Regions from separate parts of the Homo sapiens genome. Here all the other regions are linked to region 1. The links are chromatin contacts, found by Hi-C or POLR2A ChIA-PET in ENCODE. All regions are on one chromosome and are shown on one strand. The core of a region is the stretch at or near the end of the contact, and the rest is flanking DNA. Distances in the headings are between cores, read along the strand shown. Region 1 holds the start of METTL15 (methyltransferase 15, mitochondrial 12S rRNA N4-cytidine). Region 2 holds the start of PRMT3 (protein arginine methyltransferase 3). Region 3 holds the start of FANCF (FA complementation group F). Region 4 holds the start of LINC02718 (long intergenic non-protein coding RNA 2718). Region 5 holds the start of HIPK3 (homeodomain interacting protein kinase 3). Region 6 holds the start of CSTF3 (cleavage stimulation factor subunit 3).

The links. Hi-C counts contacts between places; a loop is a spot of excess contacts on that map. ChIA-PET counts read pairs that join two places held with the same protein, here RNA polymerase II (POLR2A). Pooled maps may share reads with other maps.
Region 2: a loop to region 1 is called in a map of B cell, with 18 times the contacts of the local background. The contact joins the promoter of PRMT3 here to the promoter of METTL15 in region 1. A Hi-C loop is called at or near these places in 5 of 168 maps with a recorded cell type or tissue (B cell, CD4-positive, alpha-beta memory T cell, CD8-positive, alpha-beta T cell and 2 more), 1 of 37 single-sample maps with no recorded cell type and 10 of 50 pooled maps. POLR2A ChIA-PET finds 5 or more read pairs at or near these places in 2 of 52 experiments (T-cell and activated T-cell).
Region 3: a map of B cell shows a loop between it and region 1 (9-fold over the local background). The contact joins the promoter of FANCF here to the promoter of METTL15 in region 1. A Hi-C loop is called at or near these places in 6 of 168 maps with a recorded cell type or tissue (B cell, CD4-positive, alpha-beta T cell, CD4-positive, alpha-beta memory T cell and 3 more), 2 of 37 single-sample maps with no recorded cell type and 10 of 50 pooled maps.
Region 4: a loop to region 1 is called in a map of B cell, with 36 times the contacts of the local background. The contact joins the promoter of LINC02718 here to the promoter of METTL15 in region 1. A Hi-C loop is called at or near these places in 5 of 168 maps with a recorded cell type or tissue (B cell, CD4-positive, alpha-beta T cell, CD4-positive, alpha-beta memory T cell and 1 more), 2 of 37 single-sample maps with no recorded cell type and 10 of 50 pooled maps. POLR2A ChIA-PET finds 5 or more read pairs at or near these places in 1 of 52 experiments (WTC11).
Region 5: a loop to region 1 is called in a map of CD8-positive, alpha-beta T cell, with 21 times the contacts of the local background. The contact joins the promoter of HIPK3 here to the promoter of METTL15 in region 1. A Hi-C loop is called at or near these places in 3 of 168 maps with a recorded cell type or tissue (B cell, CD8-positive, alpha-beta T cell and naive thymus-derived CD4-positive, alpha-beta T cell) and 11 of 50 pooled maps.
Region 6: a loop to region 1 is called in a map of CD8-positive, alpha-beta T cell, with 14 times the contacts of the local background. The contact joins the promoter of CSTF3 here to the promoter of METTL15 in region 1. A Hi-C loop is called at or near these places in 2 of 168 maps with a recorded cell type or tissue (CD8-positive, alpha-beta T cell and naive thymus-derived CD4-positive, alpha-beta T cell) and 6 of 50 pooled maps.

The regions. Positions count from the first base shown.
Region 1 is chr11:28,106,526-28,110,686 of GRCh38, reverse strand. It overlaps METTL15 (methyltransferase 15, mitochondrial 12S rRNA N4-cytidine), which reads right to left and starts at 2,299. Exons shown (of 7, transcript NM_001113528.2): 1 at 2,235-2,299; 2 at 286-521. It overlaps KIF18A (kinesin family member 18A), which reads left to right and starts at 2,531. Exons shown (of 17, transcript NM_031217.4): 1 at 2,531-2,623. RefSeq lists enhancers at 166-395, 2,004-2,083, 2,270-2,793, 2,994-3,253, 2,794-3,318 and 1 more.
Region 2 is chr11:20,385,542-20,389,702 of GRCh38, reverse strand. PRMT3 (protein arginine methyltransferase 3) reads right to left here and starts at 1,987. Exons shown (of 16, transcript NM_005788.4): 1 at 1,929-1,987; 2 at 1,549-1,684. The coding sequence starts at 1,956. RefSeq lists enhancers at 1,117-1,166, 1,022-1,628, 1,629-2,236, 2,110-2,279, 4,159-4,161 and a silencer at 1,717-2,276.
Region 3 is chr11:22,624,120-22,628,280 of GRCh38, reverse strand. It overlaps FANCF (FA complementation group F), which reads left to right and starts at 2,458. Exons shown (of 1, transcript NM_022725.4): 1 at 2,458-4,161. The coding sequence starts at 2,471. The coding sequence ends at 3,595. It also overlaps a transcript of GAS2 not described here. RefSeq lists enhancers at 2,479-2,668, 1,995-2,894, 2,759-2,968, 3,349-3,398, 3,409-3,568.
Region 4 is chr11:22,827,577-22,831,737 of GRCh38, reverse strand. LINC02718 (long intergenic non-protein coding RNA 2718) reads right to left here and starts at 2,324. Exons shown (of 11, transcript NR_187210.1): 1 at 2,127-2,324. It overlaps SVIP (small VCP interacting protein), which reads left to right and starts at 1,937. Exons shown (of 4, transcript NM_148893.3): 1 at 1,937-2,043; 2 at 3,864-3,914. The coding sequence starts at 1,990. RefSeq lists a silencer at 1,813-1,882 and an enhancer at 2,033-2,342.
Region 5 is chr11:33,255,512-33,259,672 of GRCh38, reverse strand. It overlaps HIPK3 (homeodomain interacting protein kinase 3), which reads right to left and starts at 2,292. Exons shown (of 17, transcript NM_005734.5): 1 at 1,784-2,292. RefSeq lists enhancers at 818-907, 948-997 and silencers at 1,338-1,537, 1,608-1,947, 2,208-2,537.
Region 6 is chr11:33,159,589-33,163,749 of GRCh38, reverse strand. CSTF3 (cleavage stimulation factor subunit 3) reads left to right here and starts at 2,270. Exons shown (of 21, transcript NM_001326.3): 1 at 2,270-2,451. The coding sequence starts at 2,425. CSTF3-DT (CSTF3 divergent transcript) reads right to left here and starts at 2,093. Exons shown (of 4, transcript NR_034027.1): 1 at 1,969-2,093. RefSeq lists enhancers at 1,886-2,305, 3,041-3,908.

The DNA.
Region 1 (4,161 bases), core at 1,050-3,549:
TAAGGACAAAAACGCGACGTGGCGGCTGGCACACGAACGCTGAGAAAGTGAAAGAGGTTCTAAGGAAAGAGAAAAATACACCCTTTTGCCTAAGAATTACGCTCTGACGAGGAAAAACTATTCGGAAACTTCCAAACCCAGGTTGAAGGCGTGTTGAAGAGAGGGAGAGGGTCAGGGGCGTATTTTTCTTTTGCTCCGGACGAATCCAGCGACCCCTGTGGAGTACCCCCAAAGGTTTGGTGGTTTCCAAAACGAGTTCCCGGGACTCGGTCCCCTTCTCCTCACCTGAAGCACGAAGACTTCTCAGCTGGCCTCTAACTCGGGCCAGCGACTACCACTACGGTCCAGGAGAACCTGAATGCGCCGCGCGTCTAGGTCCTGCCCCTGGGGGAAACTTGTAAGGACGGACAGATTGGGTCCACGTCCGCCCAAGCAACTGAGGACCGTCTGCCTTTGGTTCCGCTGTTTCCAGCCTCAGCTGCCAAAGGGTCCTGTTGGCCTGGGGTTTCCAAACGACTTTCCTGGGGGAAATAAATAAGACCTCACTATTGCCATGTTTAAATTCACTTTTACTTTTTCCATTTTTATTTTTTGGTCTGAAACAACTTTAAATCTAACTTTTCATTTATCCTTATCTCTGCTCTTTGGTTTACAATGAAAGTATATTAAACTTGTATTCTGATAACACAGCAGTTATACTCCAATTTTTAACTAAAAGTGGGAATTTCTGTCTCATTAGCTCTATGTTTAGAAACTACAAGGAGCAAGGTGGCACAGTAGTGGGATTGATTGTAATGTCAAAATCTCTCTGCTTTAACCAAATGTACAATTCCTTTAAAATATGGACCTCATCATCTGAACACTGTTAAATGGCAAGTGTAACACTGAATTTGAAATCTAAAGTACTTGGATTAGGTGTGAAAACATCTGTGGCACTGATAAACCTTATACAATGTGGGTGTCAAAAAAGACAAACTTTAAAACACTTCTATTCTTCACCAATGATCCATGCAATTTTACAAGCAACTGGCAAAATATGCATATTTTCAGACTGGATTAAGATATTCTCTTAATGTCACTTAATCCAGAAAGTATTTCAGAGACAAATGACTCAATTCTGAATTGCCTTGCCTGTATAGTTCAAGACAAAATTTTGTGTTAGGAATTTTCTGAAAACTTCAGTTTTCTCTCAGAAAAATGAAAATAATATTACCTACGTCTCATGGGCTGTTTTGAGAATTAACTGAGAGACCATATGTAAAGGGACTAATAAAATACCTGGGAAGTCAAAACGTAAAGTACTATACAATGAGTTCTTACTGGAAATAAAGACATCTCGATTTTATTACCAAGACCAGCAGCACACAAATAACCATTTCATTAGCTAAGATACACGTAATACAGCCAAAAATAAGTAGTAGCTTTATTGATCCTCTGTCTAGTGATCAGAAACAATAATATAACATGCATCACATACAGTACACAATACTCCCGATTTTCCTCAACAGGAAATAAATGTCCATAATACAGAGGTTTCCATATATTGTTGCATTTATAATACTCTGCATGGGTATGAGTCATCCTATTTATAAAGTGATATTGAATCCACAAAATATAAGCTCCAAGAGGGAAGAGTTTGATTCCATTGCATACTATTGTGTCTAAAATCTAAATAATTGCTAAATGGATACAATAACAGTAATATATAGAACAATGAAATTCAGATACTGTTATTAAAAACACCCTGCCAAATAAAGTTATTTTAGCAAACGTATTTCCGATTTGTTCCAGGTATTTTCTCTCTTTTTAAAGTGTCTATGCTGAAATAATATCTATAACCTGGGACTTAAAAAAAATCACTTCACCTAATAATAAACCAAGCCAAAATCTTTAAATTTATTTTGTTATGCCATCATTAGACAGAGAATGTAAAAAGTAACCAAACAGAAAATAGTTTCACGGTCAGTACTAATGGGAGTAGGCCTGGAAGTCCTGAGAAATGAAGCCTGAGGCCTCAACCCAAAAGATCTCCAATTAATTCAGGTGAAGAGACCCCACATTTTGGCCCATATTAATGTGTCTGGAAGAAACAGGTCCCTACAACTTCTTGGAGGCCTCACTACTCAGAGAAAAGAAAATAAACACCCAGAACCCATTAATCCACACCCAAACTCCACCTCTCCCCCTAGCAGAGGGCATAGGCCAACCCCTGCCCGCAGCAGTCTCACTCACACCCTTAACTCTGGGACCGGGCCCTGCACCCGCCGGTCTACAGGAGGCCTGGTGATCTCAAGTGGCTGCCTCCCACCAGCAGCTCCGGCCTAGCCCCGCCCACTTTGGCCACCGCCTCCGGAAACGGCCGCGCGCGTTGCCACGGTGACGAGCAAGCAAAGAGCTTCCCCTGCGCAGCCAGGCTGAGCTTCTTGGCGCCAAGCTGCCGCGAGCCGTGACAGCGTCCGACGTGATGACATCACGCGAGCGGCAGCCAATGAAACGAAGCGCTGAGGAAAGTGGCTTGGGTTTGAATATTGTGGTTGAGTCTGAAGCGCTGGGAGGCGGACATTAAAGTGAAGTGGTTGCGGTAACCTGGCCTGGGCCTGAAGTGAGTGAGAGGCACATGAAGGTAAAACTGGACTCTGGGACGCTCCTTTTGGTGACTTGTATTATTGGGAACGGAGGGTCCTGCCGCTTCAGGTCTAGAAGACCAGGTGGGCTTCTTGACAAACACAGAAGCGTTGAGGGGTGGGGGATCAGGGTACCTGGGGAGAAAGTGAAAGGAAAAAGGGATTCGAGAACCTGCTAAGAGCACAGCTCTGCTTGACCGTAATCCTCGACTGCTCAGCTGGAAGGGCAGGGATCTCCTTAAGTCCTGAGAGGAAGTCTTAAGTTTTAAAGGGCATCTTGGCCCCTTTCCCAGACTGGCAGAGAACTTTAACTGCCCAGCACCTTGTAGTGTCAGCTTTTTTCCGGACTCCAAATTGGGAGTGTTTTGTTTCAGACTCACATATAAGCGTACCCAGGGGCTTACCTATCAAACGAGGAGCTTTTGTTCATCACTGCATAAAATTTTTGTCTGAAGAGCTTTAACTGTTAGTCTTGCACTGGTCAATCGGGAACCCCTCCTGAGCCCCAGTTGTAGGTAGCATCGAGATAAAAGCCGCTCTGACTGCCTAACGGGATTGCCGAGGATCAGATGAGGTACGGAAGAGATACTGTTTGGCAAATGCTCTGCAGATGAAATTAAACTGTAAACATTTAGAATCAGTCCTATAGTCTGTTCTTGGTTTCCGCAGGACTTTTTTTTTTTTTTAGGAGCTCATTAGTCACTCAGTTACAGAGAAGCCAAGACTGACTGCTGTTTATTATATGAGAAGAGAGTATTTGACCAGAATGAACTGATTTTGTGGTATAATATATAGTTTAGATTATGGATAATTAGGTAGAAATTTAGGCACTCTACAGATTTTAATTTTTAGTGTCATTCCACCACGTCTAGCCTCCTGTTTCGTTTTTGTAAGGTTTTTATAAACTTTGATGCTAGAGAATGTGATATCCAATGACTAGATAGTGCTTCTTATTAAGTTCATAGTTTGTAAGAACTATTTCAATAAACAAAGATTATCTACAAAGCACAATCACAAAGAAAAAAACTTAAAAGATTATCTGCCTTTAATAGTAGTAATTAATCTCCTTTTCTATTATTTATTCATTTATTTGAGACAGAGTCTCGCTCTGTGGTCCAAGCTGGAGTGCAGTGACGTGATCGCTGCTCACTGCAACCTCCACCTCCCAGGTTCAAGCAATTCTCGTGCCTCAGCCTCCCGAGTAGCTGGGATTACAGGCGTTTGCCACCACACTCGGCTAATTTTTGTATCTTTGGTAGAGACGGGGATTCACTGTGTTGGCCAGGCTGGTCTCGAACTCCTGACCTCAAGCCATCTGCCCGCCTCGGCCTCCTAAAGTGCAGGAATTACAGGTGTGAGGCAGGGCACCCAGCCCTTCCTCTTCTACTATTGAAAAGTATTTACAAATACATAATATTTTTATATTGAAAGTGCATCTTGTCCCATCATAGAAATACCCCAAATCAATTAAGAGACACGATAAAAATGATTTTTTTTTTTTTTTTTTTTTTGCTGACAACTGTGAAAACTAAGAGGA
Region 2 (4,161 bases), core at 738-3,237, 7.7 Mb after region 1:
AAGTCTAAATACTGATTTCATGTTACATATACACTTTTTTTTTTTTTTTAACTCTGCTGGTTTCTAGTTTTACTTCCAATTAAGAAAAAACAAACACACTTGTATCTGAAAGGAAGGGAATCCAGCACTTTTAAAGGGAATTAGTACTTCTGAGTCCCATTTTATACCTAAAACCAATTATCCTTTAAATGTCAAAGTGAATTTATTTGTCAAATAATATCACTGATTTTATCAAAAGGCTTTTAAGAGAGTTCCCTTTGATAGAGTCTGTTTCTCTCAAGTCATACAATTTCTCTACTTGAGATTCTTTTCTCCTCTAAGTGTCAACTCTGCTTTCAGAGGCTTTGAACTGGCACAGCTCAAACTGCTTTTAGAAATAAAGCATAAAATGTAATTTTACAGCTGGCATACTCCCCAAGTGCCTTATTTCAAAAGTGATCTTGTAGTATTCCCAACGTACTTGCATCACAGACACTGTGAGGATCAATCCTCTTTATTATGTGACATGCAAATCTGAAGGCTACTTAAAGACAGGAATACACAGCAGAGAAGCTGTATACCTTATCTATATTCCTAACACATGTGGAGCATTAGTTTTCCACAAATGTTTACCGAGATAGGTTATGTCGACTATTTATGGAGGCTATCACAGCCACGGTACCACTGGTGCTCAATAAATATTTTATGACAACTAGAATATATACAGGCATTCTATCTACCCAATGGGGCTACAGATGAGAACACTAACGCACCACCACTCAGCACCATGCCCAGATACAGGGAACACTGGAAAATGTATTAAAGTAACACCGGCCAATGCCAACCGGGCCTCTTTCATGCCTACTTGCCTAGGACAGGAGCCAAAGCTTCCCAAGACTAACAGGCAGAATTTTAAGTGGCAAGAATGTGAGTTTGGAAATAAGCACACCACAGCTTTGTGACCTTGAGCAAATTATTGATACTACAGTCTTTTTCCTTAAGTGAAAAGTCCTACTTAAGTAAGGTGAACTTCCTTCTTAGACTATGGAAACCGCTCAAATAAAAAAGAAATGTTTCACCTGAGAAGCTCTGTACTGGTCAAAGAATTAGCATGGTAAAGCCGGAAGGCTCCGTAGGGATTATCTAGTTCAGGGTGGCTGCCAAATATGTTACTCGTTAGTAGTAACTCGTTAGTAACTTCACTGTTACTTCCGATCTTGTCCTCATAAAAACAGAATATTCTTAGACCCCATCCCTGACTTGGAAGGATTCAGGTGCAGAGTTCAGTATCATTTTGTTTTCAGCGTCTCAAGTGACAAGATTTGGGAACCACAGATTCAATGCACTACCAGTCAAAAGCTTGCAGTACAACCGGCCTTCCAGTTCACGGTTCCCCCTCTCTACTACCGAGGGTCCTCCTTCTCCACAAGCCCTCACCCCAGACCAGTGGTTCCAGAATTCAAAGACAGGCCACTCTGGCTTGCCTCCCGCCCGAAGGCGTTCCTGGGCACACAGACCCCACGCGCCCGGGCACCCTAGGGCAGAGGCCAGGCGCTGAGGCGGACGAACCTGTTACAGAACAGGCAGGGGGTCTGCTGCTTGCCGTGGGGGAGATCTGCATCGTCCTCATCCTCCCAGGCGGCCTCGTCCCCGCTGTCCGACAGTTCTGGCAGGTCCTCCTCATTCTCCACAGCGCCCCGGCCGCCTAACACACACACACAACAATCAGATCGGCCTCGGACACCGGTGCGGCCCGGGGGCTCGAGGAGCAGGTGACGATGGGCTCTCCTCCGCCCCGTTCGCCCGCGGCCCTCACTCAGCACCTCCTTCATGATCCCTGCGAGCCCCCCACCCTGCCCGGGCCCGTGTCCCGGAGGGTCTTCCACCGGCCCCACAGCGGCGCGGCCTGGGGCTGGACGAGCCGGGTGCTGAGGGGCCAGGGTACCCACCGGTAGCGCCTGACGCTAACGAGCACATGGCTGTGGTGCCCCGAGAGCCCGGCGTGTCTGGGGGCGGGGACCGGGTTGGGCAACGAGCGCGCGCAGCGGCCGCCGACTCCAGGAACGAGCGCGAGCACAAGCGCGAACCCGCGGCGGGACCCGGGCTCCGGAAACTTCGCAGACCGCCGGGAACGCCGAAGCGCGCGCGCTGGCTCGCAATCGCTTCCGGCCTCGAGGCGCCGTGCGGGTCACGTGAGGTGGGGGCGGGGCGAGAGCGGGGGCTCCGCCTCCTCCTGCCGCAGGGTTGGCGCAGTGCGCGCTGAAGAGGCGCGCTGATGACGGTTAATGTTGCAGCCCGGAAGATGACTTTTGTCTCCTCCTTGGGTTGCGGCAGGCGTTAGTGGGAGGTCGCGGCCCGCTGCTGTGAGCCCCAAGGCAGAGAGACGTCGCTGCGGTTTTGGGGTTGGCATCCTGTCCTCTGTGCGCCCCTTTTTCCTGGGATGAGCGGTTAGCGGAGGGGCGATCGGCCCATGACGCCCTCTGGTGGCGGAGGAGGCCAAACGCTGGAGGCTCGGCTGGTTTCTGGGCTCCCAGGTCCTGGAGGGGGTGCAGCTGGCGAGAGGGAACGAACTGCATGGGCCAGGGTGGGTCTACTGCAGGGACAGATAGGTGTCAAACCCCCCAAGACGGATTTTAATCTTTGGTTAAGTGAGAACGTGAACTCTAGAGGCAGCCTGCTGGGTTTGAATCCTACCCACGTCACTTTGTAACTGTGATCTTGGGCAAGTTACTCGACCTCTCTCTGCCTCAGTTTCATCAAATACAAAACAAGGATAATAACTGCACTTGGGCAGGGCACGGTGGCTCACGTCTATAGTACCAGCACTTTGGGAGGCTGAGGCGGGCGGATCACCTGAGGTCAGGAGTTGGAGACCAGCCTGGCCAACATGGTGAAACCCTGTCCCTACTAAAAATACAAAAATTAACCAGGTGTGGTGGCACGCGCCTGCAATCCCAGCTACTTGGGAGGCTGAGGCAGGAGAATTGCTTGAGCCCGGGAGGCGGAGCTTGTGGTGAGCCGAGATTGTGCCACCGTACTCCAGCCTGGGCAACAGAGCAAGACTCCATCTTAAAAAAAAAAAAACAAAAAACAAAAAACCTGGACTAACTTCAGAACTACAGTAAGGATAAAACGAGTTAATACATGTAAAGTGCTCAGACATAACTATTTAAGCCAGGGAGTGATGCTCTCAGATGTGTTGAGAAAGTAACAATCTGGCTGCTGTGTGGGGAAGAACACAAATGTTCCCCTGCCTGCCTCATGCCACGTCCCTTTCTTCCTTTCCTTATATCTCTTCAAACCATAGAACTTTTTTTTGTTTGATTTTTGAGACGGAGTTTCGCTCTTGTTGCCCAGGCTGGAGTGCAATGGCACGATCTCAGGCTCACCGCAACCTCCACCTTCCGGGTTCAAGCGATTCTCTTGCCTCAGCCTCCCGAGTAGTTGGGATTACAGGCATGCGCCACCACGTCCGGCTGATTTTGGATTTTTAGTAGAGACAGGGTTTCTCCATGTTGGTCAGGCTGGTCTGGAACTCCCGACCTCAGGTGATCCACCTGCCCGCGAGCCACCGCCCGGCCCAGAATTCTTGCTTAGGAGGGAGTGCCCCAGGCTCTAGCAGAGTTTATCTAATTGGCCTATCAGGCCCTGCATAATCCTGCCTCTTTCCAATGGAACCCTTCACCTTGGGTCCCACCCTTAAGCCTTTTATTTACTGCTAATCATTGAATGTTCTACACATGGGTAGGTCCCTTTGGTCTCAACCAGAAACACTTTCCTCAGGCCATTTCTAAAATAGTTTCCACCATTATTTCAGGAGTATCCTGTTAGTTTCTTAGCACCCACCATTTGCTTACTTGATTTTTTTTTCTTTTTTGGTGATACCCCACAGCACTGAACAATAAGGGTAAGTAAGGGCCATGTCTCTTTACTTTCATTTCTCTGGCACATAATATGTGGCCTGGCCCATAGTATTAATAGATACTGAATGTATTCACTGAATAAAAATGATGCCTTATATTATTGCTAAATGTACTTCTAAATGTACTTTTCTCCCTTAATTGTAAATTCCTAGAGGACAGAATCCATTAAATATTAGTTTTTGTTTTTGTTTTTCTTTGAGACAGAGTCTCGCTCGGTTGCCCAGGCTGGAGTGCAGTGGTGCGATCTTGTCCCACTGCA
Region 3 (4,161 bases), core at 1,209-3,708, 5.5 Mb after region 1:
TCTATCTAGTCTCTCATAGCAAAATTCTTAAAATTTTCAAAATATATAAAATCTGCTTTGCATTATAATTAAGTTTTTGTATCCCTCCCCACCCTGCCTCAAGAATATAGGTTGAAATGCTAGGCTTTTCTTTCTTTAGAGGGGGAAACTTCATAGACATTTTATTTAATGAAAATAGACTAATCTGAAATATGTAGGAGTTTATACGTTACTATGCTCAAGGAAGAATTTAAAATCAAGATTTAAACAGATAAGTAGAAAGGTATGAAGCTAAAGTTAATCTGCATAATTCTTGCCATACACTGTCATCCCCATTCTGAATCAAAGCTTTTTTGGATTTTTTCCACCTCCTTAAATAGGCCTGGTTCTTTCAACTCAGATACCTGCAAAAAAAATTAAGGATTCCTGTAGCCTTGAAGGCTCCTCTGAACACTCAGCTTTGAACTTTCAACTGAAAAGTTGGTTTCTTTTCCTTTTTTTTTCCATTTTCCTTTTTTTTTTTTTTTGAGATGGAGTCTTGCTGTGTCACCCAGGCAGGAGTGCAGTGGCCCGATCTCAGCTCACTGTAACCTTCACCTCCCGGGTTCAAGCTATTCTCCTGCCTTAACCTCCCGATTAGCTAGGATCACAGGTGTGCACCGCCATGCCCAGCTAATTTTTTTGTTTGTTTGTTTAGTAGAGACAGAGTTTTGCCATATTGGCCAGGCTGGTCTGGAACTCCTGACCCCAGGTAATCCACCCGCCTGGCCTCAGCCCCACAAAGTGCTGGGATTACAGGCATAAGCCACTGCCTCCGGCCTGAAAAGTCAGTAATTAAAGAGACCTTCCTATCCCCTAAGACTTGGTGACCCCACTCAATTTCATCCTACTATCACATTTGAGGTTATTCATTTAATGTCTCTCTTAAATGGTACAAGATGAACTTCTCCACTCATGCTAGGACTGCATTTATTTTACTACTAAATCTGTAGCACCTCATACTATGTATCATAATAGGTGTTAAATATAAGAATAAATAAATGAATTAGTGATGCCTGTACATTTGCTAAAGGCAGGCTGCACACTTGGTTCTAAGTTTGTAGTAGCCAAGAAAAAGAATTTTAAGATTCATAGTATCCTTAGGATAAAATAAAATAACGATTTCAGGACCAAGTAAGAGTTTGAGATAACTAATAAAAATCAAATAATAGCCGGGCGCGGTGGCACACGCCTCTAATCCCAGCACTTTGGGAGGCCGAGGCGGGAGGATCACTTGAGGTCAGAAGTTCGAGACCAGCCTGACCAATAAGGTGAAATCCCATCTCTACTAAAAATACAAAAATTGGCCGCGCCTGGGCGACAGAATGAGACTCCGTTTCAAAATAAATAAATAAATGCATAAATCTGAATTAACAGCATGCACATCACTGCTTTACTTTCTAAAAGGTGTAGGAATGCTTATTTTAATAAATGAAAAATGACTCTTCCCCTCTTTTAAATTTGTTTCTCTTCCCCTTTTTGTTAAAGTACAAAACAAAACACCTTCCCCCACTTTTCGAATAGTTTTGGCTGTGTCTTTAGGACTGGAAGGAAATTCAGCTCAAATGAATTACTATATTATGAACTTAAGTAAGAATTGTTGTGCATTTTGTACAGAATGCAACTCCTAGGAGTTGACAAATGTTTGTTAAGTGCATCAGTGAGCGACATAGGACCTTCTCCTCCCTACTCTCTTGTCACGGTTTTTATTTAATCAAACATTTATTATTGTTCGATGCTCTTAAATGCCATTTCCTTCAGCTGATTATTTGTATGACAGAAGAGTCAATTAAGCTATTTTGTCCTAAAAATTACGAAAACGAAATGTACAATTGTGAAGTAAAATTTTGTTCCTTTGCAAATTTTAATAAATTATTGAAGTTTATTTTTTGTTTCAAATAATCTGGGCTTCAGTTCTAATAATGGAAGGACAATGTGAAGGCCCAGAATTCAGCATAGCGCCTGGCATTAATAGGAGGTCAGTACATTTTTAGTACATGTTTCTCAAATAGATCTTAAAATTTCATTTAAGAGCGTTTCCTCACGTCACAGTATGTCTCTGGCGTTACTTAATTTTGAAAAACCTCAACACAGATTCTAGTTTTAGGCAAAGCTCAGAAAATTTCTACTTAAGGATATTTCCAAAGCGAAAGGAAGCGCGGAGACGTTCATGACTGGCATCATCTCGCACGTGGTTCCGGAAATTCTCGGTAGGATGCCCTACATCTGCTCTCCCTCCACTAAGAAGAACCTCTTTGTGTGGCGAAAGTAAAAGTATTAGGGCTTTTAAGTTGCCCAGAGTCAAGGAACACGGATAAAGACGCTGGGAGATTGACATGCATTTCGACCAATAGCATTGCAGAGAGGCGTATCATTTCGCGGATGTTCCAATCAGTACGCAGAGAGTCGCCGTCTCCAAGGTGAAAGCGGAAGTAGGGCCTTCGCGCACCTCATGGAATCCCTTCTGCAGCACCTGGATCGCTTTTCCGAGCTTCTGGCGGTCTCAAGCACTACCTACGTCAGCACCTGGGACCCCGCCACCGTGCGCCGGGCCTTGCAGTGGGCGCGCTACCTGCGCCACATCCATCGGCGCTTTGGTCGGCATGGCCCCATTCGCACGGCTCTGGAGCGGCGGCTGCACAACCAGTGGAGGCAAGAGGGCGGCTTTGGGCGGGGTCCAGTTCCGGGATTAGCGAACTTCCAGGCCCTCGGTCACTGTGACGTCCTGCTCTCTCTGCGCCTGCTGGAGAACCGGGCCCTCGGGGATGCAGCTCGTTACCACCTGGTGCAGCAACTCTTTCCCGGCCCGGGCGTCCGGGACGCCGATGAGGAGACACTCCAAGAGAGCCTGGCCCGCCTTGCCCGCCGGCGGTCTGCGGTGCACATGCTGCGCTTCAATGGCTATAGAGAGAACCCAAATCTCCAGGAGGACTCTCTGATGAAGACCCAGGCGGAGCTGCTGCTGGAGCGTCTGCAGGAGGTGGGGAAGGCCGAAGCGGAGCGTCCCGCCAGGTTTCTCAGCAGCCTGTGGGAGCGCTTGCCTCAGAACAACTTCCTGAAGGTGATAGCGGTGGCGCTGTTGCAGCCGCCTTTGTCTCGTCGGCCCCAAGAAGAGTTGGAACCCGGCATCCACAAATCACCTGGAGAGGGGAGCCAAGTGCTAGTCCACTGGCTTCTGGGGAATTCGGAAGTCTTTGCTGCCTTTTGTCGCGCCCTCCCAGCCGGGCTTTTGACTTTAGTGACTAGCCGCCACCCAGCGCTGTCTCCTGTCTATCTGGGTCTGCTAACAGACTGGGGTCAACGTTTGCACTATGACCTTCAGAAAGGCATTTGGGTTGGAACTGAGTCCCAAGATGTGCCCTGGGAGGAGTTGCACAATAGGTTTCAAAGCCTCTGTCAGGCCCCTCCACCTCTGAAAGATAAAGTTCTAACTGCCCTGGAGACCTGTAAAGCGCAGGATGGAGATTTTGAAGTACCTGGTCTTAGCATCTGGACAGACCTCTTATTAGCTCTTCGTAGTGGTGCATTTAGGAAAAGACAAGTTTTGGGTCTCAGCGCAGGCCTCAGTTCTGTATAGGCAATGCTGTGTTATTACTTGAATATAGAATATATAGTTTACAAAATGAAAATTACAATGTTCTCACCAAATATATGCCTTCGTGTGTCCAAAGTATAATTATTTTAGATGCTAATTTTGAATAGTTTATTAAACAGTTATAAATATGCAAAGTAGCTGGCATGTAGTGTCACGGATTTTCTGGATAGAGGAAGTGATTGGAAGTACTCCACTTAAAGCCATGGAATTAGCAATAGTTTGCTTTTTAATAGAAGGCCCATTTGTAAGAATGTTGAAAATATGTGTACCGTTTAAAGAAAAAGCAGCTTTAAAGTGACAAACAAAATACCCTTTTTCTTTTAGTATGGTTTATTTTTCTAGGTTTTCTGTCCCTCCCTCAGTAGTGAAGAGTTTTCTTTATTCCTGGCAGTGTCAGGAATATTGGTTTGAAAAGCTGTTGGCCTATCTGGAGTTTGGCCTTGTTAACCTAGTATTCTAACCAGTTAACCAGCCTTAGTATGCATTAAAATTGTATTGTTCAGAAAGTTTGTTTCTCATTTTCTGCAAATTCTTACTTTGAAAATGAA
Region 4 (4,161 bases), core at 1,075-3,574, 5.3 Mb after region 1:
CAATAGGCCTCCAAAGATATTCTGAGGATACAAAACTGGCAAGAGGCTTATTTAGGTTCTTTCTTTCTGATGCAAAACTGGCAAGAGGCTTATTTAGCCTCCCCTGCCCTCCCCTCCCCTCCCCTCCCCTCCTCTCTTTCTTTTCTTTCGACGCAATCTCTCTCTGTTGTGCAGGCTGGAGTGCAGTGGCGCGAGCTCGGCTCACTGCAACCTCCGCCTCCCGGGTTCAAACGATTCTCCCTGCTCAGCCTCCGGAGTAGCTGGGATTACAGGCGCCCACCACCATGCCTGGCGAAGTTTTGTATTTTTAATAGAGAAAGGGTTTCCCCACGTTGGTCAGGCTGGTCTTAAACTCCTGACCTCAGGTGATCCACCCACCTTGGCCTCCAAAAGTACAGGAGTAAGCCACCATGCCTGGCCTTTTTTTTTTTTTCATACATTTCAGTGAGACAGAGATAGCGCTTACAATTTCACGTTTTCTAAACACAATGCTAAAGAGGAGGTGGGTAGTTATCTTTCTCTTTTTGCAACAGAGAACCTTCACTTTTTCTTTATATATTTTTATTTACCCTTAGAAACGGCCCATGCAATCGAATAATAGTATTAAAAAAGCATCATCCCCTATTATTTAAGGAATAAACTACTGTTTCATTCAATAACATGGAAGAATTTAGAAAATATTATGGCTTTTGCAAAACATATTGTATATTTCATTTATGTAAAACTTAAAGACTATAGTGATATTAACATTTATGCAAAACTTAAAGACTAAAGTGATATTAAACAAATTAATAGTTTCCTGGATCTAGGTATAGGATAAAGTATTGAATGGGATTGGGTACAATAGAAGGTTTTTGGGTGATGGAAAACTTACATATCTTGAATGTGGTGATCACATGTTTGTTAAAACTCAGTGAACTCTACAATCAAAATAAGTGCATAATATTATATGTAAATTATACATCTATAAAAAATTAACCAGCAAGTATATCAAAAAGCCGACAATGGTTTCTGAGACGCTGTCACTATACATCCTACCTTTTTGTAATGTTTGAAAATTTTTACATAAGCAGAAATAACTAATAGAATGCAAAAATAAAATAAAATAAAATAAAAGCATTTGTGTGGAGACGAGATCAGTAACTTTAGTATCACCTGTGGGTTTACTGGAAATGAATCTCAGGTCCCACCTTATACTTACTAAATCAGCAAGTAAATTTTAACTAGTTGCCCAGCTGATTCTCATACTTATTAAAATTTGAGGAGAATCATTAAAACATTTCTCAGTAGATGAAACTTTATTATTTCTCTCGGAAGGATAAATGACTTCTAAATACCAGAAACTAGTGGAAATGTCAACTAATGCCACATTTATGACGCTAGATTCATCGTCATAATAATGGATTTTATATTCTGCCCTCTGTTCTGGAATAGCACTGTCACTAAGAAGGGAGAAAAGGGTGCTGATGTTTACTTGGAATTTTGGCTTTAATTTCTAGGACACCAGAGTCCCATCTCATAAAAAAAGGTAGCATGAACTACCCAGAGCTGTACCACTCATTCATTTATAAATGGTAAGGCAAGGTTAGCAGGAAGAGCTTTGGAACCGTAGCGAAGCTTTTCCATCCCTTCCCTGCATTGCTACCCACAGCAGGTGTTTCCTGGAACCTAGGCTTTGGCCACAAGCCCAGCGGTCGCGGGGCGGGGGTAGGCGGAGCTGTGGGTGAGGAAGGGGCAATGCCTTAAGGGGGCGCAGCTGAGCTGTGGGACTGGTTGGTGTCGCGAGAAGAGGGGGGCGTTGCCGCAGAGAGGCGAGGCGGGGCAGAGCTGCGGGGTGGGGGCGGGGCGTTGCCGCTGGGGCGGAGCCGAGCCAGTGGAGGGCGGTGGGGGCGGGGCAAGCGCGGAGGACCAGGGACCGGCTCCGGACCGCGCAGTTAGCGCCGCCTGGCCTGGGCCGGACCCGGTCAGGGTTCTCAAGCTGTCGTCCCTATGGGGCTGTGTTTTCCTTGTCCCGGGGAGTCCGCGCCTCCCACGCCGGACCTGGTGAGTAGAGCAGGTCCCTGCGTCCGCCGGGCCGCGCCTTGAGCACCTGTCCTCGGGTTGCGGGGCGGGCCGAGCCATTGTACCTGGTGGCGCAGGTCGAGAGCCCGCTGGGGGACCCTGCTAGCGAGGACGGGTGGACGCGTCAGGAGGGTCGTTGGGTCCTGTCAGAGCGACCTAGGCCGTCGCCTCCGTGTAGATCTCCACTTTTGTAACAAAAAGTTGTCGAAAGGCGGCTGTGGCGTCTTTCTACCTTCCACTGACTTTAGCTGCGCCGGATCTTCATAGGGCGCCGGCGCACGCAGAGGGCGTTACGCGTGGGACATTCCGGGGGATGTGGTAGATGGAATTCGGCGCGAAAAGACATTGCTTTCTCCGGGAGCTCTTTAGTCGTCTAGGAGATGTGCGTTTTCAACTGTGTCTACCATCTTTTAAAAGAAGGTGCTCGGAAAGTCGCTTATACGCCTGAGCTTTATCGGATATGTTTTTTTAATGATTTCTTTTTAGTATTTATCTCATTCTTTTACGTTCTCCCTTTAAAAGAATATGTAGTACAGAGTGTCCAATTTATAATGTCGTATTTAATAAAAATACTGGACACCCAGTTACATTCGAATTTCAGATATACAAGGAATACGTTTATAATATCGTTTTGTGCCATGCAATATTAGGGATCTAGTTCTACAAAAACATTACTCATTGCTTATCTGAAATTCAAATGTAGCTAGTGGGTGTGTGGTACAATACATGTACACTTTTTGTAGCTTTCTGTTAACAGTATCTTTACATTAGTACTCCTTACAGGGAGTTAACATAAACCTGTTTCTCTTCTCTAGCTAAAAATTAGTTGAAGAAAATGAAGTATTTTTGGGAAGTACATTAACTCTTCAGCTACTATAGATACTAAAAATTTAGTACTTATAAATTTGATGTGGGAAAGTTCAGCTTCTCTTTGTTGCTGCTGTTGTTTTAAATTAAGTTGATTTTGTTGTTCTGGCTGTCGATAAAATATAACATGTCAGATTTGTTAAGCCCTCCCCCCCATCCTCATACTATACCCTCTTCCCTTGATAACCACACGGCTCACTGCTTGGATGTCACTTTACCAGTGAAGCTTTTGCTGACCACGTTAAACAAAATATATTCCCCACAATACCACCCACCCATTCTCCCATTACTTATCTGCCATGCCATCTGACAGACGTTTACTTACTTCATTATATTTGTCTGTGCGCCCGCAATTGGAATTTGTTTCATTTGGGAGGAGACATTTATCTATGTTTTTACACTGTTGTATCCCAGCACCTAGAAAAAGGGCTTTATAATAAGTAGTACATGGTCTAGAAAAATAGCATTCACTGTTTTCTGATATGGAACAATACCTCTCATGAAATTACTCCAGTCCTTCCCTCCTACACACTGAGATTAGCCCACTTCATTTATTAACCTTTCCTAAAAACACCAGGTTACTTCAGACTCCATTTTAACCGGCAGTAACAAACCATGTATTTTCCTTTTTGTATTTGTAAACATTATTTGTTTTGTTATTGCCCTGACTAGCTTGTAGGCCTTTTTATTAAAAAAGAGAGTAAATAAATGATTATATAGGTAAACCTTGTATCTGTTTTAGCATGTGCTGATTTGAAGGCATATTGATTAGGAGAATGAAATTCAAAAAGTTGAGTAGTGGCATTCTTTGTGGGACATTTAGGGCCAGTACCGAATATTTTTGTAAATTGTTATAGTGCCTATGAAATAAATGTGAATAATTTATTAATAATAATGTTTGTTATTTTAATACATATTTTTACACATTTATTTAGGAAGAGAAAAGAGCAAAGCTTGCAGAGGCTGCAGAGAGAAGACAAAAAGAGGTAAGATTAAAGATCAAGTTTTGCCTACTTAGATAATTGAGTTTGGACTTTATTCTTCATAGATGTCCATAGCTAGATTTTCTAACGCAAATGGCCTTTGATATCCCAAAAATTTACATTTAAATGTAATTATTTTCAAAATGATTTCCTTATTTATATGAATTGCATTAATATATTTATATTAATATATGAAAACTATCATATCTTCTCTAAATTCAGATACTCTTTTAGTAACATCCTTCCTTTT
Region 5 (4,161 bases), core at 1,043-3,542, 5.1 Mb before region 1:
AAAAAAGAAAAATCTCAAACAGGTTAAGCATTATAGTTCAGAAATAAAAGTCCTCTACACTTTATGAATGCAGCCATAAATACACCAAGAAATATTTCATTGACTTAAAACTAAATAACTGTATCTGGCTGGTAAAATTGCAATTACTGATAAGTGGCACGAAAGCATAAGATAATCAATAAAACTATGAAAACTTTTTTTACAAAAGGTCAGTCATATTTTGTTTACTTAAAATACTAAGTTTAATCATGACCTATCTAAACCTTATCATTGCTCATTGTATAAAATTAGCACTGCACTTGCAAACATAAGCAGAATCTAGACTTATCAAACATATGGTGAGACTTCACCAGCTTCTGAAAAATTAAATAATATAGGATTAAAATGTCTTAGTTGGGTAAGCAGTAACCACCGTTACGGCTCAAGACTTTTCATCAAAAATTTGATCAGAAAGGAAACCTCTTTAAAAATTTTAAAGAGCCCAGCAACTAAAACTTTGAAATTAACTGAGATGGTTTGAATGAATATAAGTACTCCCACTTCAGAAGCTACAGCTAAAAGCAAATACCTAAAATAGCAAAAAGGGAAAAAGTGTCAGCAGATCTCCAAACTACTAGAAAGTACGCAAAAGCACACGCAGACTGGTTTGCCAGCTAACTTTTCCGGCCCTGTACCAGACAGACATCAAAACAAAGTTTACAATAGAGCCAACCATGCGCTTTCCCTCTAAACTGGACGATAAACTGAAATTTTTTGCTGTTGCTAATAGAAGCCCCTTATTATAATTAGAAGCAGCCAACTGACAGGTGGAAAAACAAATTCCCTAACAGGGCAGTAAGAGGTTGTGAAAACACGGTTCAAGGCCTGAACGTGTTACGACTACTCTGTAACAAGTCCAAGGTAATTTACGCACACACTCTTCAGCGCAATTCCTCAAGCAGAGATGAGACGGGAACAACAGGATTCCCCGAGAGCCACATACCATTTTACAACAGCCGTCTCCCTCCCGACAGAGAAACAGACATTTTCATCCAAAGTCTTTCCGCCAGTTCTCCCAGTGCGGCGAAGGGAAGCGGGCGGCAGCCACCGTAACGAGAGAAGCCGGCAACAGCCCCGCCGCGCGGCCGCCACGCCTTCCTCCCGCCGCCGCTGGGGACGCGGAGCCGCGGATCACATTTCTCCTCCCCAACAATCACACACACGCACGCACGTCCCCAGAGTTGACACCCTGCAAACCCGCTGCTCCGCGACGCTGGGGACGGGGCCACAAAGCCCGGGACGCGGCCATCGGCTGGGGTGCTCAAGCTGCGTGCCTGCGCGTTTGTTTGTTCCCCTTAATGAAAGGAAAGGGATCTCCGTAGTTACGGCCTAGGACTGCGGAGGGGGAAGAGAGGCTCCCCGTGGGACTAAACAAAACTTCGGTTGCTGGGAAGAGCCGTTGCGCAACCTTGGCAGGGGGAGGGGGGGCCGAGGCCCCCGGGCCCCGGCCAGGCGCGGCTTCCCGGAGGCTACGGCCCCCGCGTCCGGCGGCCCAGGGCCTGGCGTGGCGCCGGCTTCGAGGGAGCGGCTCATACCGGGCCACACTGCAGGGGCTAGGGCGGAAACTGGGAGCACGAGAGCGCTGGGGATGCGGATGGGGCACGGGACGCGCAATGAGTGCGGGCTGCGCCGGAGGTGTCGGGCCAGGCCCGGGTCAGGCTTGGGGTCCGCTGGCCGCGGAGCCCGCAGACGGAGCCGATCCCCCCACCCCGGGGTGGCGGCGCCCCTCGCTCGACTCCCTTACCTTCCTAGAGGCCCGCGCTCTCTCCTCTTCGGGCGGCCGCAGCCCTGAGCATGTCCGGGGTGGGGCGCAGGGCCGTGCCGGGGACCGGGAGCCAGGCGCTTCAGCAGGCGGCACCACCCAGCCCGGGCTCAGCCCCTCTCCGCGGCCGCTGCCATCTTGTCCTGGCGGCTGAGAGGAAACGGCGAAACACCCTCCCCCGACCGCTGCTGCTGCTGCTGCTGCTCTGGCTGCTAAGCGCCGGGCCCGTCTCCCTCATCTTCCTTCCCGGGGATTTGGGGTGGGGACGGCTTGGCTAGGGCGAGGGGTAGTGGGAGGCCGGTCGGCCTCCGGCTACTGGGGCCTACGGGCGACGCAGGGTGCGGGGCCCACGGCGATTGGGGCCCATTCCTGACGCCCCGGCCGGGAGCGGAGAAGGAAGACTGGCGGGAGTGGTGGCGACGGCGGGGCCTGCGGCTTGATCTCCTCAGGTCGCCGCGATGCCGGCAGTCGTCACTGAGGCAGCTGCCACCAGCCGCCCCAGCCTCGGGCCCCTCCTCCGCGCTCGTCGGCCTCGGCCACCGCCTCCGCAGCGCCACCGCCCGCCCGGCAGCGCTGCGCGCCCAGCCCGGGCGGCTCCGCTCCGCTCCGGCCGCGGCGCCTCCGTGAAGCCCCTCCCCGGGGTCCGCCCGCCAGTCCGCAGCCGCGCCCTTGTTGCCCGGAGCCCGCCTGCCAGCCCGTGCGGCCCCAACCCGGAGTCCCGCAAGCCAAGCCTCCCGCGAAAGAAGCATCCGTCAGCCCGGCTCTGCTGTTCTGAACCTCACTCCATGCCCCCTCCGCCAGAAATACACATTTTTAAAAAAGATCCCAATACCCGAAGAAAGGATGAAGATGCGGAAGCAGGATTTTACAGGCCTTTCGAGATCCCGGAACCGTAATTAAGGATCTGTTTCTCGGCATTTGGTCGTTAAAGGTCCCAAAATAAGTAAAGGGGAAATGCTCAAATGAACGACCTCAATCTAAACTAGGTTCTACCCGCTCCCCTATCCCAAAGAGTGAAGAGAATTGTAAAGCCAGGTTCAAGGACGGGGGAAGGGTCCTCTTGGAAATTTTAAGAGCATCTCTACTGTCCAAAACCCCATAATTGTGAAGTTCGCCCACCTCCACATTGGTAATTCTCCGTTAAATTAGTCGGTTTAACTCCCAAAGACTAGTTTCTTTCCTCCTGGAGATTAGGAAATCAACAGAATGGCCTGTTTCAGCTTACATAATCGTGGAACCATAGAATTTTAGGAATGAAAGAAGCTTTGCGATCCTTGGTCCCAACTCTTACACTCAGGAGTTCCAAGAAGTTTAGGTGACATGACCAAGGTTATACAGTAAAGCCCATGTCTCCCACCCCATCTTTCCTCCTTTTCCCTAGGAAACAAATGGCTTTCTAATACCTCACATTCAGAGTTGATTTTCTTTTATACCCGTTTCCTCAGGTTCCCTTTGTTCTGAATCAATGTCTAACCTTTTGGGAAACAAACACCTTTCTGGAATGGAAGTGTCCTTTCTTTGTTTCCTTCATAATCTTCACTAGCAAGATTGAATTTACCAGAGATGTATTTATTCCCAGAAATTTTCTATTGCAGTAACTGGGGCAGGGCAAAGGGAGTGGCAAATTGCTGCATACATAATACACATTTAATCCCTGCTGCTCTTCAAACCGGAAGATGAGTATTTTGGATAATGCCTTTAAGAGACAAAGGAGGCCGGGCGCGGTGGCTCGCACATGTAATCCCAGCACTTTGGGAGGCTGAGGCGGGTGGATCACCTGTGGTCAGGAGTTCAAGACCAGCCTGGCCAACATAGTGAAACCTGGTCTCTACTAAAAATGCAAAAATTAGCTGGGCGTGGTGGCGGGCGCCTGTAATCCCAGCTACTCGAGAGCTGAGGTAAGAGAATCGCTTGAATCGCTTGAGCCACTGCACTCCAACCTGGGCGACAGGGAGAGACTCTGTCTCAAAAAATAAAATAAAAGAGAAAGGATAGTATGCCCTGAGGCCACTGGAAATAACACTTTCGAATGACAGTTGTTTTCAGGTTAGAGAGGATAACCAGCTGAAAAGGCTTCCAATATAGAAGAACAAAACAATGGCTGCCTTTCAGAGAGATAGCCTATGAACCATTCCTTTTCACTTAGTATTTCGTTACTTTTTATTTTTCTTAAGAACAATAGTCAAAAGAATCAAAGAGGATAAAATCATTTACTCAACGGAGAAAGCTACAATAGTAGAAAAATCTGTCAGGAGGAACAGAGAAACTATTCCACTAGAACTTCAAATTTCAGAATTTTTGCAGACATTTAAGGAGGCCATCTCTAATGGAAGGCTTCCATTCCCTGTATTTGCTACATC
Region 6 (4,161 bases), core at 1,021-3,520, 5.1 Mb before region 1:
GCCAACATGGTGAAACCCCTTCTTTACTAAAAATACAAAAAAATTAGCCAGGGCGGTGGCAGGCGCCTGTAGTCCCAGGTACTTGGGAGGCTGAGGCAGGAGAGTGGAGTGAACCCAGGAGGCGGAGCTTGGGAGCTTGCAGTGAGCCGAGATTGTGCCACTGCACTCCAGCCTGGGCGACAGAGCGAGACTCCGTCTCAAAAAAAAAAAAAGAAAAAGAAAAAATACAAAAATTAGCCGGGCGTGGTGGCGCACGCCTGTAATCCCAGCTACTCAGGAGGCTGAGGCAGGAGAATCGCTTGAACCTGGGAGGTGTAGGGTGCAGTGAGCCGAGATCGCACCACTGCACTCCGGCCTGGGCGACAGAGCAAGACTCTGCCTCAAGAGAAAAAAAAAAAAAAACCTAAATGTTCCAAAACTCAAAACGCTCCAAAATCTAACTTTTTAAGCACTGACATGACTCTCAAAGGAAATGCTCATTGGAGTATTTCAGATTTTGGATTTTCAGATTAGGATGCTAAAGTGGTAAGTATATATACGTAAAACACTTTCATATTCTGCTTTTCTTCATTTAATACGGTGGTTGCCTTTCTGTCAGTCATCGTACATTAGCATCAGTTTGCTGTGTGATATTCCATTGCAGAGATAAATCTTGTGATATTTTTAACCAGTCCTCCATTGCTGGATGGTGCAATGAACATCTGTTAATACATATCTTTTGCTCATGTGTCTGATTATTTTAAGGGTAAGATTTCAGCCTGTGGAAAGGGAGTAAGTGTAAGTTTGAGCAGAGGAAAGGAGACCTAAAAGAATAAGGCGAGTCTGGGAACAGTTCACTAGGTTATTTTAGGGCATTGGACCCCCGTAGGCGAGAAATGCTTGCAGACATCTAACGATGACGCTTAAATGGAAGAGCAGTTTGAGAAGATTTAGTATCATTTAATTTTTTATTTTTTATTTTTTTTGAGACGGAGTCTCGCTCTGTAGTCCAGGCTGGAATCTCGGCTCACTGCAACCTCCGCCTCGCGGGTTCAAGCGATTCTCCTGCTTAAGCTTCCCGAGTAACTGGGACTACAGGCGCAAACCACCACGCCCGGCTACTTTTTTTGTATTTTTGGTAGAGACGAGATTTCACCAAGTTGGCCAGGTTGGTCCTGAATTCCTGACTTTATTTATTTATTTTCTGAGACGGAGTCTCGCTCTGCCGCCCAGGCTGGAGTGCAGTGGCGCGATCTCGGCTCACTGCAAGCTCCGCCTCCCAGGTTCACGCCAGTCTCCTGCCTCAGCATCCGGAGTAGCTGGGACTACAGGCGCCCGCCACCACGCCCGGCTAATTTTTTTTTGTGTGTGTGTGTATTTTTAGTAGAGACGGGGTTTTACCGTATTAGCCAGGATGGTCTCATCTCCTGACCTTGTGATCCGCCCGCCTCAGCCTCCCAAAGTGCTGCGATTACAGGCGTGAGCCACCGCACCTGGCCTAGAACTCCTGACTTTAAATGATCCATCCGTTTTGGCCTCCCAAACTGCTGGGATTACAGGCGTGGGCCACCGCGCCCAGTCAATCTCATTTAATCTTAATGCCAGGTACTGTTCTAACACTTTTCTATGTATAATTTATTTCACTTGCAGGTACTATTATTATTCCCATCTATAGGCCAGAAAGCTGAGGTACGAAGTTTAATTACCAGAGTTACTTATCTTCGTTAAAATCCAAGCAGTCTGGGCTACAAACAATTATACCTACTTTGCAGTCAAGGAACCAAGCTGAGATGTTGAGCTGAAAACCCAGGTCTCAGACTTCAAAGCTTTCTACACAAGAGTCGACGGTGGCAGTAAAAATTAATGGGGGCTTGATCTATCCCTCCCACCCCCAAGAAAAGTAAAAAGCAGGAGCTGGGACCAGAGAAAACCTCCACGGAGTCCTTATCCCCTAAATATAAGAGGCATTTAACGTTTAGCATTGCTGACCTGCAATCAGGCTTCAACTGTGAGTAGCCAGGCTCTAAAGCTTGATAACTGAATTCCAAAAAGCGCGCGAGCCTCCAGGCGAAACAGCTTCCCGCCTTCCAGCCGGTTGGAGCCGGCTCAGCAACAGCCTCTCCAAGCCAGGGTAGTGACGTCAGCCCAGGAATTGGGCCCGCCCCGGGATCTCGCTGCTTTCTGCACGCTCGGAATAACCAGAGTCGCGAAATTAGCCCCGCCCACTGCCCCGGAAGTTAATGCGGAAGCCACACACCTCCTCCTCGGCCGGCAGGGGCGCAGCCATTTTAATTCATATTTGAGTGGGCGGTGGCGATTGGTGTTGGCGGTCTGGCTCAGCTGGGCAGGGGGTAACTTTACTGATTTGGGGGTGGTTTTTAGTTTAATTTTTCTTTTCTAGCTTCCCATCGACGGTCAGTGCGCACGTTGTAATCAGCTGAGGCCATGTCAGGAGACGGAGCCACGGAGCAGGTGAGGAAGGAGAGTGGTGGGGCCTCGTGGCGACCTCTTCTCCACGTCTGTTCCTCCGACTGCTCCAGACATGTTCGGCTGAGGAAGGAATTGGGTCTAGTGAACCCGGGGGACAGGGTATATAGAAGAGTGGTGGGAATGGGGAGCAAGATCTAAGATTTAATTTTTTTTTTTTTACTTCTCTCTCTTAGGCATGAATACGAGTAAATACTTGATTTAGACAATAGCGGTAGGCTGCTTCGTCCTATTTAGATTCATGGGACTACTCCAGATGGGATGCTTTCCTTTGATATCGTTTTGGTATTAGAGTGGATAGGAATTATTTTAACGTGCACCCGACGTTTTAGAAAAACTTGACAGTGTTTCTTTTACCCCGCCAAATATACTGTACCCAGAAATAGGTTACTAGTTTGAGAAATATTTGAGACAAAGCTAATCTGGAGAATTAAGACTTAATGAGAGCGAGTGAAGAAAGAAGCAAGTTATGCTGAGGTTTTGGGAATTTTGTGGCTTTCTTTCGTTTTCTTTTCTTTTAGCCACATTTCGTTTTCATTTTTCCAGCTACATAAACATTGCAGGTATAAGTTGAAAATGAGAAGTCTGTTTTGGCCACTGTAAATAAAAGCATCTGTTTTAATAGTAAATATGAGTGACAACTAAATATTTTAAAATTCACACTTTTAGGTTAGATCAGTGTGATTTGTTTCTTTTGCTCTTTGTATTCAGAATTTTGTAGGATAGTATTTACCTTTTAGTGTGAAAGAGGAAGCTAAATAGTTATGAAAAATGCCATTAAATGTGTTTTTCGATCTAAGTCCTGGTGTGTTTAGATAAATACAGTTTCTAAAATGGAGGCTAGGTAGCCTGCAGTCTCAATTTCCTGAAATTTCCCATTGCCATAGCAACGACATGCACTTAGGTTTTCGTTTTTCAGGTTCCCTAGCTTATAACGTGGAAGATGTTATTGGAGGTTGGCAGAGATGAGGCAAAATAGGAGCGTTCTATTGCATAGTCTGTAAGACTGTAGATTTCATTATGTCGGCAGTTTGATTAAATTGTTTTGTGTTTGCCCGAGGACTGGTTTCAGTCCAGAAATCTTCGCACTATTTACATTTTACATAGTGTTAGCATGCCCAAGCATGCAAAGTCTTAAAATTACTGTATCAAAACTGTTTACCCCTTTTCTGATCTAGTATTTGTTATCTGAAAGTGAAGGACTAATGAACTGAGGTTTCATTGAAAGTTTTCGAAATTCATTGTTAATTCTTAGAATTTATCTAAAATTACAAAGACACGGAAATGTTACCATGACCTCTTGAATGTTTTAGAACTGTGGTGTTTCAGTGGGACAGATGGTGGTGAAAATTTATAGAAAAATAATTTCTCCCAAAGGTTTTATTGTGCAAAGTTTAGAACATAGAGAAAAGTTGAAAGAAAAGTGCAGTGAACACCTGTAGGACAACTCTTCGCCTGGAATCAACAGCTGAAAGCCTTGCCATATTTGCTTTATCTCCCCATGCTGATAGATTGAGAACAGAGTCTTTGTCACTCACACTAGAGTGCTGTGACGCCATCACAGCTCACCATAGCTTCGACCTCCCTGCGCTCTGTGATCCTGCCACCTCAGCCTCCTCCGTAGCTGGGAGTACAGGCGCGCGCCACCATGCCCAGCTAATTTTTTTTTTTTTTTTTTTTTTTTTTTTGAGATGG